Linked DNA regions of Homo sapiens: region 1 is linked to region 2. A link is an interaction called in ENCODE POLR2A ChIA-PET data of the cell type or tissue named here. Cell type or tissue: PC-9. All regions are shown on one strand. Each heading gives the region's core, and the rest is flanking DNA. Links, peaks and the distances in the headings are about the cores only. Region 1 has its middle 1.7 kb from the start of EXTL1. Region 2 overlaps MAN1C1 (mannosidase alpha class 1C member 1).

The links. ChIA-PET counts read pairs that join two places held together with the same protein. Peaks named below come from ENCODE experiments on the same cell type or tissue, not always from the same donor. Only the 100,000 strongest peaks of a DNase experiment are listed, where the experiment ranks them.
Region 1: POLR2A ChIA-PET joins it to region 2 with 8 read pairs; 1 of 35 experiments calls an interaction of 5 or more read pairs at or near these places.

Annotation. Positions count from the first base shown.
Region 1 is chr1:26,018,591-26,021,498 of GRCh38, forward strand. No RefSeq gene overlaps it. Among named protein-coding and RNA genes, the nearest start is that of EXTL1, 1.7 kb to the right of the region's middle. In PC-9, for the core only: no CTCF peak of the experiment used is centred there; a DNase peak (open chromatin) is centred at 1,251.
Region 2 is chr1:25,706,723-25,709,630 of GRCh38, forward strand. The region is part of intron 2 of MAN1C1 (mannosidase alpha class 1C member 1); the gene reads left to right. Among named protein-coding and RNA genes, the nearest start is that of MAN1C1, 91 kb to the left of the region's middle. RefSeq lists enhancers at 1-875, 876-1,851, 1,852-2,827. In PC-9, for the core only: no CTCF peak of the experiment used is centred there; DNase peaks (open chromatin) are centred at 1,099 and 1,779; H3K4me3 peaks cover 686 bases; H3K27ac peaks cover 1,956 bases.

The DNA.
Region 1 (2,908 bases), core at 209-2,708, 310 kb after region 2:
CCATCTCAGTTAATGACAACTCCACCCTGTCTGTGGTGCAGGCCGGACCTCACATCTAATCTATCAGCAAATCTGTCAATTTGCCCTGGCTTAAAATATACCCAGAATCCAACTACTTCTATTCATCCCACCCCTGCCATCCTGGTCCCAGCCACCGCAGTGGCTCACTTGCACTACAGCCTGGCCCAGCAGGGCTCCCTGCTGCTGTCCCTGACCCTACAGCCGGCCTCTTCCCTGCAGCCTGAGTCGTGCTGTGAAAACAAGGTCAGAGCGTACCAATCACGTGGCAGGCACACTCCTGCCTCAGAACCTGTGGCCCGGCTGTTCCTCTTGCCTGGAGCGATTTTCCCCTAGAAATATACTTCTTCACTCACTCCCTCACTTTCTCAGAAATTTACACAAATGCCAGAGTTTTTTTTGTTTTGTTTTGTTTTGTTTTTTGAGGCAGACTCGCTCTGTCACCCAGGCTGGAGTGTAGTGGCGTAATCTCGGCTCACTGCAATCTCCACCTCCCAGCTTCAAGCAATTCTCATGTCTCAACCTCCCAAGTAGCTGGGATTACAGGCGTGCGCCACCACGCCGGGCTAGTTTTTGTATTTTTAGTAGAGATGGGGTCTTGCTTTGTTGGCCAGGCTGGTCTCGAACTCTTGGCCTCAAGTGATCTGCACACTTTGGCCTCCCAAATTGCTGAGATGACAGATGTGAGCCACTGCACCAGGCCACAAATGCCAGCTTTTTTTTTTTTTTGAGATGGAGTTTCGCTCTGTCCCCCAGGCTGGAGTGCAGTGGCACGATCTCGGCTCACTGCAAGCTCTGCCTCCCGGGTTCAGGCCATTCTCCTGCCTCAGCCTCCCGAGTAGCTGGGACTACAGGCGCCTGCAACCACGCCCGGCTAATTTTTTGTATTTTTAGTAGAGACGGGGTTTCACCGTGTTAGCCAGGACGGTCTCAATCTCCTGACCTTGTAATCCGCCTGCCTCAGCCTCCCAAATGCCAGCTTTTTTATGAGGCCTCCCGTATTTCTGTCTAACATTGCAACCCATCCCATCTCCCCAGCAGTTATTGTCAAATAGTATGAGATATTTATTCATTTTGTTTCTTGCCTATTTCCCCTCCCTGGAGGGTAAGTTCCAGGAGGGCAAGATTTTTTCTGCTTTGCTCACTGCCCTTAAGACCTGCCTGGCCCCACAATAGGGGTTCAGTAAATAGCTGTTGAATGAATGAGAGACTTGTGGGGTGACAGACCAGTCAAAAAGCTGTCCCTGCCTCCAGTCCTGCCATTTCCTGTCTGATCCCACACAGACAGCCACAGCGATTTTTCTAAAAACCACATTGCTGTCTTTCAGGTCTTAGGGTAGGTATCACTTCCTCGGAAGCCTTCTCTGGCCCCCTGGGCTAGGCAGCCCCTCTGTGTACTCTCAGGGTCCCCTCCCCTCATTCTGTAATTGCCTGCAATTGCCTAGTTCTATAATTGTCTTCTCCAGGACAGCGAGCTCTGGAGGGTGGGGACGCGTCTGTCTCCCTCCCTGTTGGGAGCTGGAATGGTGCAGCGGATATAGGAGCACACTACCTGGGTCCAAGTCCTGGCTAAGCCGTGAGAATTCAGGCAAATTACTTAAGCTCCCTCGGCCTCAGTTTTCCCAACTGTAAAATGTGGATCATCACAGTTTCTCCCTCCTAGGGTTGGGGAAAGGATGAAACAAGCTGATACAAAAGAGGGATGCTTGGCACGCTGTAAGTGCAATACGAGTGTCAGCTATGATTACTCTTACTCAGGGTTGTGTTCCTGGCCTAGCTCAGAACCTGGCCCATATTCAACACTCATAAGTGTTTGTTAGATGAATGGATGACTGTGTATGGGGATAGAGGGATGAAGGAATGACATGAGGACCTAGACGGGGGCTCTAACCCAGCCTGCGGAGCATTGGAGAAGCTTCTTGTGGGGAGGGAGCTTTCAGCTGACTCCTGCAGGATGAGGAGTTGGCTGGGCACAGTGAAAGGGGGGGCGTGCGAAGCAGCCAGTGGCCTTTGTGGATGCCTCTCAGTGTGGGAGGACTGAGTTATGCAGGAACTGCAGTTCATCACCGAGTGGCTGAGCCATTAGTGCCAAGAGGCAAGTGTCCCCTTTGTGGGCCATTTTTAGGACTCTCACACTGGCTGCTCACTGAGGGCAAAACATCCCACGGTGGCTCCCTGGTCTGATCAGCAGCCCTCCAAGATCAAGGGGAGGCACGCAGGGGAAAGGAGGCCACCACTTGTTGAGGGACCTCAGGGGACAGGCCTGCGTCAACCTGGCAACCCATTCCTGGCTGACATTATGCCCATCCCAGAGATAAGGGGACAGAGGCCCAACACCCCCGAGGCAGTCAGGGGAAGAGGCAGAACCCACTCAAGTCTGTCCACTCCCTGTGCCTTCCCTCATCAGCCCAGAACTCCTCATGGCCAGAGTGTGTCTCCCCCGTCACCCCAGAGATTCCTCAGTGGCTGACATCACCCACTCCTGACTCCCCTCACAGGGCACTGACCGGGGAAATCCCTCCATGGGGCCTGGACTATGGAAGAGTCAAGTGCAGGAAGAACTTTCCATAAGGACTGGAGCAAAAGGCTGGGAATTGGAGGAGATTGGGGGTGGGGCTGCTGAAGGAGGAGAGACCAATCCTGGGGACAGTTGGGGGCACCTTACCCAATTCCTCCACCCCCGCCCCTTAACTCCTCACTTGTCTCACCTGTTGACCTTCTCATGTGCCGATTCAGAGATTCCTCACACTCAGGCTCTGACCTCCACTGACTCTGATGGCCCACAGCAGGTGCAGGGTCTAGTTTTTCTCCAGCCACAGGGCCCACAGCTGGGGTGACCAACGACCAGGAGCTCAGGATTGAAATCCCCACCCTGCCACTTCTTAGCTGG
Region 2 (2,908 bases), core at 280-2,779:
CACCTGTTTTGCACAGACTACTCACCTGCAAGCACTTAAGACAGGCTTGTGGCCCAGAGGTAAGAGCAGAGCCCTCCTCTCATGACCCTACTAGGCCTGGCTGTTTGTCAGTGGCTCTGTCCTTTGGGGATAATCAGAGTTCCAGCTGCCTGTGCCATGGGGAACAGGGTGTGGCTGGTTCCAGTACACAGGCAGAATAGGGCATACCATCTCCAAGCAGCAGGGGCTGTAGGATTCCCACCTTAGTTGCCTTGCAGGGAATGTCTTGGTCCAGCAGAAGAGACAGAATGGGGAGGGCTTGCCCTCCACTTGGCCCAGTTATCTCTTCCCGATTTATCCATAGATTGAGCTTGATGATCCAGACTCATATTCATTCAACTAATCACATGAGTTATTTCTGCAATTTGGGTCTTCAAATAAGTACACTTGGTTGCTGAATATGTGATCAGCCACAGATTTCTTATTCTTTAAAACTCAGGGAGCGGAAATGCCAACGTATAAAGCCATCAGCACGAGGCAGAGATTTCCAAAGCACTAAAATCACACCATTCAAAGTGCTGGCCCCTGGACTTACCGTCAAGCTGCCACTTGGCCCATCAGTGCTCTGTGCAGAGCCCAGGTAGGGGGGCTTTATCTGTAAAACCCAGGGAGGAAGGCAATCAATACGTAATCTTTTCACATTCTTTTTACTTAACAAGAGAATTGGTTTGCCTCTGAAGTAACTTGATCTGGAGGAGAAAATGCATTTGAGGGCTTTTAAAGGGTGCAGACCAACTGGGAAAGGCTACTTCAGGCCTTGAGGTTGGGAAGGTCAGCTTCTGTTCTGCTCTGAGCTTTGCTGTAACCTTGAACAACTTCGCCTCTTCCTCCTTATCATCAGGGTCCCTGGTACAATGAACCAGCCACTGGACAGGACTTACCATTCATTCATTTGTTCATTCAGTGAGCCACTGTTGAACCGCTACAGAAATCCAAGTAGTGGATTAGGCCCTGGAGATTTCAGAGATAAACCCGACCTGGATCTGCATTTACATTGCTTGTAATTGTCAAATGGAAGACAGCTGCAAACAGTTAAGATGCAGGCGTGGGAAACAAATATTGGGAGTAGAAAGGAAGGGCCTGTAGCCTCTGTTTAGTCACTCTATGAGGAACTGCCTGGGGCAAGGATTGTGGCTTCTGTTCCTATCTGGGGGAGGCTGGGATGGACCCCCAGGATGGACCCTGTCAGAAGTCATGAACTGGCTGTAGGAGAGCAGCTGTTTGCTCCTTTTGTTCCCAGAAAGGGGTCCCAATCCAGATCCCATGAGAAAGTTCATTGGACCTTACACAAGAAAGAATTTGGGGCGAGTCCATAAAGTGAAAGTAAGTTTATTGAGAAAGTAAAGGAATAAAGAATGGCTACTCCATAGGCAGAACAGCAGCCTGGGCTGCTTGACTGAATATACTTACAGTTATTTCTTGACCATATGCTAAACAAGGGATGGATTATTCATGAGTTTTCCAGGGAAGGGGTGGGCAATTCCCTGAACTGAGGGTTCCTCCCTTTTTTAGACCATATATGGTAACTTCCTGATGTTGCCATGGCATTTATAAATAGTCATGGCGCTGGTGGGAGTGCCTTTTAGCATGCTAATATATTATAATTAGTGCCTAATGAGCAATGAGGACAATGGGAGGTCACTTTCATCACCATCTTGGTTTTTGTGGGCTTTGGCCAGCTTCTTTACCATAGCCTGTTTTATCAGCAAGGTCTTTGTGACCTGTATCTTCAGCTACCCCCGCCCATCTCATCCTGTGACTAAGAATGCCTAACCTCCTGGGAATGCAGCCCAGTAGGTCTCAGCTTCATTTTACCCAGTCCCTATTCAAGATGGAGTTGCAGCCAGGCACAGTGGCTCATGCCTGTAATCCCAGCACTTTGGGAGGCCGAGGCAGGCGGATCACCTGAGGTCAGGAGTTTGAGACCAGCCTGGGCAACGTGGAGAAATCCTGTCTCTACTGAAAATACAAAAATTAGTTGGGCAGTTGCTGCGCTCCTGTAATCCCAGCTACTTGGGAGACTGAGGCAGGAGAATCACTTGAACCTGGGAGGTGGAGGTTGCAGTGAGCTGAGATTGCACCACTGCACTCCAGCCTGGGCAACAAGAGCGAAACGCTGTCAAAAGAAGAAAAAAAAAAGCCACTGGCTTGGAAAGTATCTGAGAAAGTCCCTGGTAAATTTCATTCCACTCCAACTGGGGTCTTGGCACTTGCATTTTCCTGAGCCCAGCCCCAGGGACCGCAGGAATCCATACATCTGCAGGGATGAGACACAGCCGATGCCCACCGCCATGCAGAAGCCTAACACCTACTAGGCTGAAAGTCACCCCAGGGCACTAAGCCAGGGAGGGTTGAAGGGGGTGGAAGATCATCAGGGAGAGAGTAGGTTTTCCTATTTGAGAAGTGAAAGGCGGTATAGACGGCTGTCCTCCATGCCTTGGATTGTAGGTGGCATTTACTGCTCAAGGAGAAGGGACACTCAGAGACCTGATGCAGAACACGGAGGAGGCAGTAAGACCGGCTAAGCTAGGTGAGTTTAGGAAAGTCCAGCAGGGCCACCTACTTATTTTGCAGTCATAAAAACAGCAGCTCCAGGCCCTCAATGCTGGCATGTAGTAGGTACTCAATAAATGTCTGCAGAAGCAATGAATGAGTCCTGTCAAAAGTAACAGTACTGAATCAAACCAGTGTTCTGGGAGGCAGGCACGCAGATGTTTCTTGTCCACCCTAACTCTCCAGCTCCAAAGCCCATGCTCTTACCCAGGGCTCTGTGAGCCCTATTCAGTTGTGTTAATCAGATGTGGCTGCATTGCCTCCCCGCCGTCTTGGTTACAGTAAATGTCCTTTAAGTTGCAAGGGCCTGGGGTGG